Regions from separate parts of the Homo sapiens genome. Here region 2 is linked to region 1. Evidence: chromatin loops called from intact Hi-C (ENCODE). Cell type or tissue: A673. All regions are shown on one strand. Each heading gives the region's core, and the rest is flanking DNA. Links, peaks and the distances in the headings are about the cores only.

Evidence for each region. Peaks named below come from ENCODE experiments on the same cell type or tissue, not always from the same donor. Only the 100,000 strongest peaks of a DNase experiment are listed, where the experiment ranks them.
Region 2: it touches region 1 in a loop (4-fold over the local background); 1 of 110 quality-filtered maps calls a loop at or near these places.

The regions. Positions count from the first base shown.
Region 1 is chr1:209,617,872-209,622,871 of GRCh38, forward strand. It overlaps LAMB3 (laminin subunit beta 3), which reads right to left. Exons shown (of 23, transcript NM_000228.3): 18 at 4,665-4,809; 19 at 581-788; 20 at 36-177. Among named protein-coding and RNA genes, the nearest start is that of MIR4260, 3.1 kb to the right of the region's middle. In A673, for the core only: no CTCF peak of the experiment used is centred there; DNase peaks (open chromatin) are centred at 1,070, 2,880 and 3,750; H3K27ac peaks cover 3,810 bases.
Region 2 is chr1:209,904,502-209,912,694 of GRCh38, forward strand. No RefSeq gene overlaps it. Among named protein-coding and RNA genes, the nearest start is that of SYT14, 30 kb to the right of the region's middle. In A673, for the core only: no CTCF peak of the experiment used is centred there; a DNase peak (open chromatin) is centred at 3,950; H3K27ac peaks cover 1,915 bases.

The sequences.
Region 1 (5,000 bases), core at 1-5,000:
CCCAAATATGGGCGGAGGAAGCCATAATGCCTCACCTCAGCAACCCTGTCCTGGATAAGCCGAAGGGAGCGGCTGGTGCCTTGCATGGTGTCCTGAGCTTCCTGCAGTGCCACTGTCCCCTGCCGCAGGTTCCCAACCACATCTTCCACCTGGCCCTCCACTGCATGGGCTCGGCTCCTGGGTGAGAGAAGCAGCAGGGAGAGGAGAGAGAGAATGAGTGAACAGTGAATCAATGTGTGGTTCGACTCACACACCAGTCCAAAAGAACACCCTTCCCAGCCAAGGCAAAGAGCAAGGAAAGTATTAACTCAGTAGCTTTGATGTCCCAGGACCCCACCAAGCAGACGTGATGAATGTTCCCATTATGCCCAAGACACCTTCTGGGCGGTTTCCAATACGGAAGACACAGTCATGCAAATTAAGTTTAACCTGCACTCTGGACTCTGTGTACCACTCTCCACCATGGTAAGCACCCCCTCCTGTCTCCCAGCCCTCTGTACCCCTCTCCCAGCAACGGGGTTGAGGAGCAAAACGCCAGCTTAATCCTGGGCAGAGAGAAGTTCAGGGCCCAAGGCCATACCTGGCTTCCTCAGCCTCAGCCTGCAACCGGCGGGCACGCGCAATGTCCTGCTTGGTCTGGGACAGCACCAAGTCCACGTTGGGGAGCCTGGCTGCAATGGCCTGGATCTCATTCATCTTCTGCAGAACAGTAGCTGAGTCTGTGGGCAGCCACAGGGCCAGCACGGCCTCGCTGACCTCCTGGATAGTGGCTGCATCAGTGTCGGGGTCTGGAAGACAACACGCATTTGACTGTAGGAGCCCACTAACCTCCCCAGAGATACGAGGCCTCTCCTAGCTGAGCAGCACTTGTGGAAGGCACCCACAGTGGCCCCTCTACCGTGGTGTCCCAAGGAGCTGCTGCCCCCTTTCAACCAGACTCAGGCGCCTGTTCTCCAGGGATTTCTGGGAATGCTGTAGGAGGATGACTATCCTGTGCTCCATGCTGCAGCAGGGAGGAGGAGGGGTGTCGTCACAGCTGTGCCAACTAAGTGTCTGGTGCCACAGGAAGCTGCGGGCTGGGGAGAAGGAGGTGGTGCCAGACAGCTGGTACTGAACAATGCCTGCAGCACATGCACAATCAGCCCTAAATTGGGAAGAGTGGCCAGAAACTGGAGCTGCTTCCTTGGCAAAAAGACCCCTTCCCTGCATTCCCCCTCAGGCAAGATTGCTCATTTGTGCAAAGGCAAATAAGAATGATCAAGTCTCTGCTGGAATATCACCTTCTCAGGGAGGCCAACCCCAGCCATCCAATCTAGAATTGCAACCTCCACCCTGGACTGTAGCACACCTTATCGTCCCTCCCTGCCTTATCTTTCTGTCTAGCACTTGCACCACCCATGTGCCAAACACTGTACTCATTTAACTGGTTTGTTTGGTCTCTTTTCCTCTAGAATGTAAGCTCTACAAGGGCAGGGCCTGGGTTTTGTCCACAGCTATATCCCCAGACCCCAGCACAGTGCCTGGCACTTGGAGGTCCTCATGTGCGTAGAGTGAATGAATGATTGACAGGGCTTCAGGTTCAGATCTCTGCTTTACTATTCAAGCCACCTGGGCAAGTCAAGTGGTTCCTCTAAGCTCAGTTTCCTGATCGGTGAAAAAGGAATATCAATCCCCAATCTGAAGGTACAACATGAAACAATCCATTTGCAAGAGTTGTTACAAACCAACTCTGGGTCAGAGGGTAAGGTCAGAAGTACAGAGATGACATCTCCTCCCCATCTCTCCCAATTTGCTTTTACAGATTTCACTGGTATTGAGGTATTAAGGAGGGGGGCACCCACTCACCAGATGATTTGCCCTGGAATCTGAACTCCTCTGGGGCCCCAGGCCCAGTTTCACTCTACAACTAGAGGATACTAGCTGGTCACACAGGTCTCATTCCCTGCCCCATCCCATGCCAGGTGGAAGGACACTCCTGGAGGGTGGAAGCCATGCTTGTTCATTGCTGTGTCCCTCGGGGCTTGCATGCAGCATAACTGTGGTTGAGTTTCATTAAGTGGGTTTATCCCAGCAGCAAGCTTTCATAAGGACCTTCCTAATAGAGCTCGTCAACCTCTCTTCTAACCCAGAGTCCCACTCTCAAAACAAGGCTTCATGTGCACCTTCTCAAGAAAGCCTTCCAGGATGAGCACATCCCCACCTAGATCTTGCCCTTCCTTTACTCTGCACCACTTCAGCTGCATCCTCAGGGTCAATCGGTATGACATTCAGTCGCAGAGCCTTCTGGGTCTCAGGATGGGCTCAGTAAATATTTACTGCTTTGAGCAAAAGCATGGGAGGAGTTGAGACTGCAAATCAAATTAAACTCAGTCCCTGCCTTTATGGAGCTGGAAATCTAATGGGAGACAGGCACATGAACAAGGAAGTACAGCTTTGAGTGAGCGGAGTAAACACAGGTGCTATGATGGCCATGGAAGGGGCCCCCAGCGCCATCTGATAGGTCCAGGGAGGCTGCCTGGAGAGTGGGATGCCTAGATTCCTAGAGGATGAGCAGGAGCTAGACAGGTCAGCAGAGGTGGGAGAGGGGAGACGATCCAGAGAGAGGAAAAACATTCGCAAAGGCAAGAGGCAAGAGAAAGTGTGTTTGTGTATGCACACTCGCATGTGTGTATGTATTTGTGTGTCTATGCCGTAAAGCAATAGGGTGTGAATGACAGAGTCAGACAATTAGGCTTGAAGCCTACCTGCACCACTGCCAAGCTAGATGCCTTTAGGCAAGTTGCTTAACCTCTCTGTGCCTAGATTACTTGTGTGCAAAGTGGAAGTAATAAGAGTACTTAGTTCATGTAGTCAGGAATAAATGATGTAATACATGCAAAGCACTTGGAACAGTGCCTGGACTCAGTTAGAACTTAATAAGCCTTAACTATTCATTTTGTCAATTCCATTTGAAGAACTGGGAAAGGCGATGTTTCCTCCTCCCTCCACAGACTTTCCACTCTCCCTCCCACACTGTGACCCTATATCGGACAGCAGCCAGCGCTCAGTGGCTTCTGCACCAGGACTCTGGAGACCAGAGTCCAAGCCCACCGCTACAGAAAATTTTCCTGGGTTTCCCCCTGGGGCCAGGCCTCTCTCAGGCCCTGCTTTTTCTCTCTGACCCTGGACTCATCATAAGACTTGACCTGAGATACAAGTATAAGAGAGAGGACAAAAGGGGCCTGGCAGCTCCCTGTCTGTTCACATGAGCCTCAGCTGCACCCGGCAGGAGAGAATTCCAACTCACCTCCCACCCACTGAGGCCAGAGCCCTGGCTGAGATTAATGCAGGATGAGTGGCCATTCAGCCTCACTGGACTTGACTCAGGGGCAAGAATCCCTTATCCATGAGCCTAAGCCCCACACCTTGACCTCCCCCATCATCCACGTTTGTGGGGCACAATCTCCCTACATCCCCAGGTAATATTTTCCCCAGGTGAGTGCCTCAAGGCCTTATGCAAGTCATGAGACCTCAGAAGAACTTTCCTGCCCCTCTCTGACCTGCCACCTGCACTCAGGAGGGGACTTCGGCCTATCTGGGGCAAAAACACTGTAATAGTAGCAAGAGGAGCCACTGTCATTACACCAAGCCCTGGGCTCGTATTAACTGGGCTCCCAGCCAAGCAAATAACCTGGCAGGAACCAGAAATCTAACAATATCAACTCTTGTTCCTGAGGCACTTTTCCTTTTTCAAAACACATTTTACATCAGTTATTTGATCCTCAGAATAAACTTGTGAAATACTACCGTCCCCATTTATAGAAGCAAAAGATGAGGCAAAGAGAAAAGCAGCCTGCCCAATGTCACACGAGTCTCCCGGGTCCTGTTTAGGGATCTTTCCATTGTACAGCCCTTCCTCACTCCCCAGAGCAGTGAGGAAGGGTGTCTGGTTCATTTATTCATGCCACCAATGTCAGATGTCTTTCTGTGTCTGGCCTTATGTTAGGTGCTGGTGACACAGTAGTCAACAAGACAGACAACCATCCTTGCCCTCCTGGAGTCCCCATTCTAGTGGAGTGACAATCCACTTGTTGACAACTGAATGAGGGTGAGTAGTGCAAGGAAAGTAAGATGATGGGGGACAAACAGATCGGATGGTCAGGAAACACCTCTCTGGGGAGATGACCCAGAGGACAAGAAGCAGCAGCCCTGGAAAGAGGACTTCAGGCAGACAAAGAGCAAATAAACATCCCTGAAGCAGGCAAGAGCCTGACATGTTCAAGGACAGCCAGTGAACAAAGCAGAGAAGAGCCCAAGGTCACTCCCAAGAGATGGACAGAGGCCAGGCTCTGTAGCCACGATGGGAGTTGAGAGCTCATTCCAAGAACAAGGTGAAGCCACTGAAGGATTTTAAGCAGGAGTGAGATGTGATCTGACTTATGCATTTTAAAAGAGATATTTCAGCTGTTGTGTTGAGAATGAGAATGGGTCACAAGGGATTGGAGTGGGTGGGGAGGGCAGACGGGAGAACGAGAAGGTCATGGCCATGGTGCCAAGGAGAAGTGGAGGCCTGGATGTTGCAGGCCTGGGACTAGGGAGGGAGGGCTGGCTGATGCACTGAACATGGGAATGCGGGACAGGCAGGACTGGAACAGCAGCCAAGGTGGGGTGGAGACTGGGCTCACCTGTTAGGAAGTCCCGGACCTGCTGGATTAGGAGCCGTGTGCGTCTGACATCTTCCTCCATCTGGGAGCGGCTGGCGCTCACCTGGGTCTCCAAGCGCTGGGCACTGGATTGAATCTGTGAGGCAGATTCCTCGGCTGCCCTAATCTGTTGACATACACTCTAGGTCAGAAGGGGTAAGGCCCCAAGGGAACCTCTCAGCAGCCCCACGATTCTGCGGATCATCCTCTATGCCAAGACCTACCTAGGAAGCATTTGTAACCAACCCAGCTTACATGTGGATGTTCAGTAAAAGAGAAAAAAAACTATCTTGCACTTGCTGTGGCACCTTAAGCAGG
Region 2 (8,193 bases), core at 1,876-6,875, 290 kb after region 1:
TCTTCAGTATTCCTATTCTCTGTTTCCTTAAGTTTCTCTTTTATTTTGGAGGCATTTAGTGTTCAAATATCTGGTAATCCTTGGCTACAGATTCATAGTTTAAGACAAGAGTCTGTCTAGTTTAGTCTACCTACTGGAAATCAGTTTCAATTGCAATTGAGTTTAATAATTTTTTGAGGGTTGCTTTATAAAATGTCTAATTCTAAGCATTTCCAAGGTTATGAAAAGGAATAAAACAAAGCCCTCAAGAAGTTTATAACCTAGTACAGTAGTCTTATTAGTCTCTTCTCATGCTGCTAATAAAGACATACCCAAGACTGATTAATTTATAAAGAAAAAGAGGTTTAATGGACTCACAGTTCCACATGGCTGGAGAGGCCTCACAATCATGGCAGAAGGTGTGGAGGAGCAAAGGCATGTCTTACCTGGCAACAGGCAAGAGAGCTTGTGCAGGGGAACTCCCCTTTATAAAACCATGAGATCTTATGAGGCTTACTCATTATGACCAGAACAGCATGGGAAAGACCTGCCCCCATAATTCAGTTACCTCCCACCAGGTCCCTCCCACAACATGTGGAATTATGAGCGCTACAATTCAAGATGAGATCTGAGTGGGACACAGCCAAACCATATCAGTAGTAATTTTTTTTTTCTCTCAATCTTTATTTCTTTGCCTGTTTTTACTGAACTGGCTAGGCTTCCTGATAAAATGCTACATAGAAGCAGTGACAGGGATTTTATTGAATCTGTAGATGAATTTAAGGAGTATTGCCATCTTAATAACATTATTAAGTCTTCTGATCCATAAATGTGAGATTTTTTCCATTTATTTAAATCTTCTTTAATTTTTTTCACAGTGTTTTATAGATTTCAGATTTTAAGTTTTGCACTTATTCAGTAAAATGTATTCCTAAATGTTTTATTCTTTTTGATGCTATTATAAATGAAATTTTCTTAATTTCATTTTTCAATTGTTTATTGCAAGTATATAGAAATAGGATTTATTTTTATATATTGATCTTGTCCCCAGCAAGCTGGATAAACTAATCTATTAGTACTAGTATTTTGTGTGTGTGGACTCCTTAGGAATTTCTATATACAAGATCATGCCATTTGCAGTAGAAAGAATTTTAATTATTTCTTTCCAAACTTGATGGTTTTATTTTGTTTTCTTGCTTTATTGCCCTGGCTAGAACCTCTAGTACGACACAGAATAAATGTTTTAAGTACAGACATCTTGTCTTGTTCCTGTTCTTAGTCGGGAAGTCTTCCACTATTAAGAATGATGTTAGCTGTGAATTTTTTGTAGATGTCCTTCAGGAGGTTGAGGAAGTTCTCTTCTATTTCTAGTATTGTCAGTGTTTTTTTTGTACTTTATCATAAAAGTGTATAAAATTTTTTAAAATACCTTTTCTGCATTTATTAAGATAATGTGATTTTGGTTTTTTATTCAGTTGCTATGGCATAGTACATTAATTGACTTTTAGATATTATTAAGTTGGTGCAAAAGTAATTGCAGTTTAATAAAACAACCATGCATACCTGGTGTATATCCCACTTGATCATGATATATCATTATGTTTATACATTGCTGAATTTAGTTTGCTGGCATTTTGTAGAAGATTTTTATGTCCATATTCATAAGAATATTGGTTTATAGTTTTCTTGTGGTGTTCTTGTATGGTTTGGTATTTCCTCTTCTATTTTTTGGGTACAGTTTGTGAAGAATACATCTTAATTCATCTTTAAATGTTTCGAAGAATTTACTACTGAAGATATCTGGCATGGGCATTTCTTTGGAGGTAGTTTTTTGATTACTAATTCAAACCCTTACTTCTTATAGGTCAATTAATGTCTATTTCTTCTTAAGTCAGTTTCAGGAGTTTGTGTTTTTTAGGAATTTTTCTGCTTTATCTAAGTTATCTAATGTATTGGCATACAATTGTTCATAGTGTTCTTTATAATCTTTTTATTTCTGTAAGGTTTCTAGTAATATCTGCTTTTTATTTCTAGTTTTAGTGATTTATGTTGTTGTTTTATTTCTTGGTCAATCTAGCTAAATATTTGTCAGTTTGTTGAACTTTTCAAAGAACCAGCTTTCAGTTTCATTGCTTTTCTCTATTGTTTTTTAATTCTCTATTTAATTAGTTTCCACTGTAATCATTATTATTTCCTTCTTTCTGCTTGGTTTGGGTTTAGTTTGTTCTACTTTATTCTTGTGTTTTAAAATAGAAAATCAGATTATTGATTTATGACCTTTTTTTACTGTAGGCATTTACAGCTATACATTTTCTTTTGAGCACTGCTTTAACTCCATCCCATATGTTTTAAATATGTTGTATGTTCATTTTTATTCACATCAAAGTATTTTCTACTTTCTTTTTTGATTGTGTTTGATTCATTGATGATTTAGGAGTGTGTATTTTGATTTCCACACATTTGCATGTTTTACAACTTTTTTCTGTTATTGATTTCTAATTTAATTTCATTGTGGTTGAAGAACATACTTTGTATTATTTCTTTCCTTTTAAATGTATTCAAGTTTGTTTTGTTGCCTAGCATATGTTCTATTCTGGAGAATGCTCCATGCGCAGTTGAGAAGAATGTGCTGTTGTTGTTGGATAGAGTGTTCCATAGATGTCTATTAGGGTAAGTTTGTTTACAGTTGTCCCAGTCTTCCAATTCCTTATTCATCTAGTTGTTCTATTCATTATTGAAAGTGGGGTATTGAAGTTTCTGGCTAATTGTCAATTTCTTTATTTCTGTTGGTAGTTTTTGCTTTGGGTATTCTGATGCTCAGTTGTTAGGTACATATTAATTTATAATTGTCATATCTTTCTGATGGATTGGTCCCTTTATCCATATAAAATATCCTTCTTTATTTCTAAAAATTTTCTTCGTTTAAAAGTCTATTTTTTCTGATATACGTATAGCCACTCCATTTTTTTATGGTTGGTGTGTATAATATATGCATTTTATCATCTTTGACTTTCAATGTATTTGTACCTTTGAATATAAACTGTGTCTCTTGTAGACAGCATATAGTTAGATCTTGTTTTTTATCCATTCTGACAATCTCTGTTTTGTGATTGGGATATTTAATCTGTTCACGTTTAATATTAAATAGCTTATTTAATACATATTAAATATATTACAGATAATTGTACATATATCTAATCTCATTAATAAATAAATATAAATAATTATTTGATGACATAGTTGGGCTTATGATGTGATACAATACAGTTAATATGGTTGGATTCATGTTTGCCATTTTGTTTTTTGGTTTTTATATGTTTCTTTTTTTTTTTTTGATCCTCCATTCCTCTTGTACTGCTTTTTTTTTTGCGTTAAGTGAATATTTTCTAATGAAGCATTTAAATTTCTTACTGATATTTTGATATTGCTCTAGAGTTTACCATATTCATCCTAACTTATTGAAATAACCTTCAGATTTATAGTAACAATTCCAATGTGACATAGAAATGTTTTTCTATATAGCTCTATTAATTTCCTCCCCTTTTGTGGCATTATTATTATACATATTACATTTATACATGTTAAAAACACAAGAATACATTGTTATAGTTATTATTTTATATAATTTTGTCTTTTAAAGAAGCTAATAGAAGAAAAGACAACAAGTTTATATTTATAGCTTTTGTTATATTAACCTGTTTATTTGTCATTTCTGGTTCTCTTTGTTTCCGTGGATTCAAGTTACCAGCTGGATTCATTTTCTTAGCTCAATAAAGCTTTGCTCTTATCCACCTCTTTTGTGCTGTTAATGGCAAATATATTACATTTCTTTTCCTTCCTTTCTTTCTTCTTTCTCTCCTTCCTTCCCCTCCTTCCTTCCCCTTCCTTCCTTCCTTCCTTCCTTCCTTCCTTCCTTCCTTCCTTCCTTCTTTTCTTTCTCTTTTGTTTCCCTCGATCTGTCACTCAGGCTAGAGTAGAGTGACACAATCATAGCTCACGGCATCCTCAAACTCCTGGGCTCAAGCAATCTTCCTGCCTCAACCTCCCAAGTAGTTAAGACTACAGGCATGTGCCACCATGTCTGGCTAATTTTTTTAAAAAAAAAAAAGCTTGTAAAAATGAGATCTAAGATCTCATTTTACTGCCCAGACTAGTCTTGAACTCCTAGCCTCAAGCAATACTCCCACCTTGGCCTCCCAAAATGTTGGGATGACAGACATGAGCCATCGCACCTGGTGTGAATATATTTCTGTATGTATTATATGTCCAACAATTTGTTATATACTGTTTATACAACAGATGCATTTATCAGCTGAAACTTTGAATATAATTACAATTTCCCCCCCATCTCCTCATTCTTTATCTATATGTGGTTAAGAGATAGTTTAGGGCTGGGCATGGTGGCTTACACCTGTAATCCCAGCACTTTGGGAGGCCAAGGTGGGAGGATTGCTTGAGCCCAGGAGTCCGAGACCAGCCTGGGAAAGACAGTGAGACCCTGTCTCTACAAAAAATAAAAAATAAAAAAATTAGCTGAGTGTGGTGATGCATGCTTGCAGTCTCAGCTACTTGGGAGACTGAGGTGGAAGGATCAGTTGAGCCCCGGAGGTTGAGGTTGCAGTGCGCCATGTTTGTGCCACTGCACTTCAGCCTGTGCAACAGAGAAAGACTGTCTCAAAGAAAAAAAAAATGGGGGTAGTAGAGGAAAAGGAAAAGACCATGACTGATTTGTAGTTGGCCTGGGGAAGGTAATTCTCAGCAAGAAGAAACACATGGAATAAATGACCAAATCAGGTTATTTTGGCAGTGCTTGTAATATGCAACAATATTGTGCAGAAATTAAGAGCACATACTTTTTTAGTCAATTAGACTGTTACTTCCTGGTTGAGAGACTTTGAGCAAGCGCTACTTTGTTTTTCTGAGCTTCCATTTCCTCTTCAGTATTAATGGGTATAATAATATCTATGTGGTGTGGGAGCTAAGTGATGTAACGTATGCCAGGTGTTCAATAAAAATAGCTATTATGGTCAGCTCAGAAATAAAAATTCAGAGCACACCCACGGAAGACTAGGGAGTACACCAGTGGAAGGACTATGGCCAACAGGGATAATGGCCTACAGTTATTCTGGATGTCATTAGTAGGGCTATTGCACTAAAAGGCAAAGTGGAATTTAGGGACCACGGATGTAGAACTAATGAGTATGATGTGAAGCTTTTCTAATATTTTATCCTTGTCTTAGTGCACTGCTGCACACATTTGAAAAACAGATTGTCAAAATCCCTTGTGTCTACACAGTAGGGTAGTTTTGGATTCATTATTTCTATGGCAAAACATCTTATTTGTAGGTCTTTTATTTACATGCATATTTGCTGGAGAGCTGAAAAAGCAGAATGAGGAGACGAGGGAATACTTGGCATTGCCACACTCTCTTTGTTTTTCTTGGAATCATGATACAAATTGCTTAGGAAAAAAGATAAAGATGCTAATTCAAGAATAGTATCTTAATTTGTTGACTGTGGATATGATAACAGCAGGTAGCAGAGCACTCAGGTAATGAGAAAAATCTTTTATCAACAGAGGACATACCTTTACTATGTTTTTTGCAATTACAATTATATAACTCCCAAATATTTCTTTCTTTCTTCATGGTGTTTTAAATAATTCCTTTTATAAAATGTACAGGTTGTAATTAAACAAGTTCATGGGCAGAACTTTTCACAATATCCCTGTTTTAGAGAAAATTATCAGGGAAAAAAACTCATAAAGAGAACTGGAAAGTGGCCTGGCCTGCTAAAGCAGCTGATGTCAGCTTTTGGGAGCCAGCATGTCCCCCATGTGGGAAGATAGGGCAGAGTCCTTTATCAAACAAGGCAACAGGTGTCCCCCTGAAGAGCTACTCCCTCTTCTTCTCCTGGCTGCTAAGTAAATCATGAAGATTCAATCCTAGCATGTCCAGCTGGGGACATACTACATCTGAAAGGGGAGGAAAGAGATTATACCCCCAAAGCAGCTGCAAGAATTAACTAACATATACTAGCAGGAGCCAGAGTGCTTGATCAAAGAAGCTAGAAAGTAAGATGCAATAAAGCAAGAGTTCATTGACTCACGGACACTTCTCAGTGGAAGAAGGGGTGGTTCTTAGAAACCTGCAGAAATTGATGGTTCATACTAAGTGAAGTTGAAATGCCTGAGTGGCCATGGCAGATGGTGGCAGAAGGGATTTAAATGGTCAAGGAGATGGGCATGTTGAAATATATATATGATGTGAGGCCAGAAGACCCACCAGAAGATTATTTTCCACAGCAGGGCCTAGAAGTCACATCATTTACCAAACTGTCAGGAACGTGCTGATAAAACAAGCACCAACATTGCTAAGAAGATCGAGGTTGGCTTTTCTCTGTAGGCCAGGGCTGACCATAGGAGATGCAGTCACAGAGCTGGGCTCATCAATAGCAATGGGGATAGTGAGGTTCTGAAACAAAAAGGCCAGTTGTTGACCCTTAATCGCCGGAAGCCAGAGCAAAACAATTATGATATTGATTGACAAATTTGTAGAGACAGCCAAGGGGATCTAATCTACAAGGAAGCTGTGGAGACTAGGTGAACGTGGCATCCCTAGGAGCAAGATAAATGGGAAACCAACAAGAGTGCTGCCTCATAGAATCAAAAGAAAGCAAAAATGGGTGAATAGAAGGCTGAGGGCAGTTTCCCCAACAAAAAAGTTGTGATTCCTTGCTAAATTCCTAAGATAACTGGATCTAAGCCAATTTTCAGACTCTAAACCTATTGACTGAAAAGGTGAATAGGTCCCTAGGAAAAATACAAAGATTTCTCTAGACCTCCCCAAAGGGACCTACAGCCATTTACTCAGGTGACTACCCACTGGAGCAAGAAGAATGCCAAGGCATTTTGAGGACTGTTGGACATGGGAACTAAGTTGATCTAGAAATATAAAGGGTCATATCATAGTCATTCTGTTTCAACGATGGTATATGCAGACCTATTGGAATACATCCAACCTGGAAGAAGCACTGAACAACCAAGAAGGCACTACCTAGCCTTGATCATCAGGTACCCCAAAACTAGTATAATGGGCACATGAACAGAGTGATTGTGGTGTCAGAGATGGAATCTATGCATGAACTCAATAGCATGGAGTCCCACTTACCAGGGCCTTTCTAACTGCCACATATGAATGTCCGACCTGCCAGCAATGAGACCAATGTTGAGGTCACTTATGGCATTATTCCTTGAGAGACCAACTGGCCACTTGGTTTTAAGTTTTCTATACTGGGTCTTTTCCATCCTGAAAGGGCTAGAGATCCATTTGCACAGGAAAAGAAACTTACTTCAGGTATGGATTTGCCTTTCTCACCTGCAGAGCCTCAGTCAGCACCACTAATAGGGAGCTTATGGAACAGGTGACTCATAGGCATGAAATCCCTCACAGTGTAGCATCTGGCCAGGATATCCACTTCAGAGTGAAAGAGTTGTACAAGAAGACCAATAATCATAGAAGCTACTGGTTGTATCACACCTTCCAGAAGCAGCTGGTCTGACAGAGCATTGGAATGACTCGTTCAAGGCAGAATTACAGTGTCAGCTTGGAAACATACTTTGCAAGCGTGGGATGACATCCTATCATATGCAGTATATACGTGTACATTGAATCAAGTTTCTATGTATAGCTTGGGATCAAGAGGTGGAAGCATGAGATCCCCATTTACCATCATTTTCATTGACCCAATGAGGCACTTTGTGCTTCCTGTGCCCACAGTTCTGGGCTCTGCAGCATTTGAGGTCCTAGTCCCCCCCAAAAGAGCAGTGGTGCCAGGGTCCCATTGATCTACAAGCTAAAGCCCATCTGCGTACTTTGTACTTCTATGTTCAGAGATCAGCTGAGAGAAGAAGAGTCACCATCTTGTCAGTCATGATTGACCTTGGTTATCAAGTGGAGATAAGGCTGCTGTTATACAATAAGGGCAGAAAGTAATATCAATGGAATGCAAAGGATTCTCTTTGAGTGCCTCCTGGTACTCTCTTCACCAGTTGTGATGAGGCATGAAAAAGTGCAGCAACTCTGACTTGATTAAGGGGTCAGGAGCTCAGACTTCGCAGAAATCAGGGTTTGACACCACCAGATAAGCCCTTGAGACAGAAAGAAGTGATAGCTTAGTGTGAATAAAATTAGCATGGTTAGTTGAAGAGGAAGA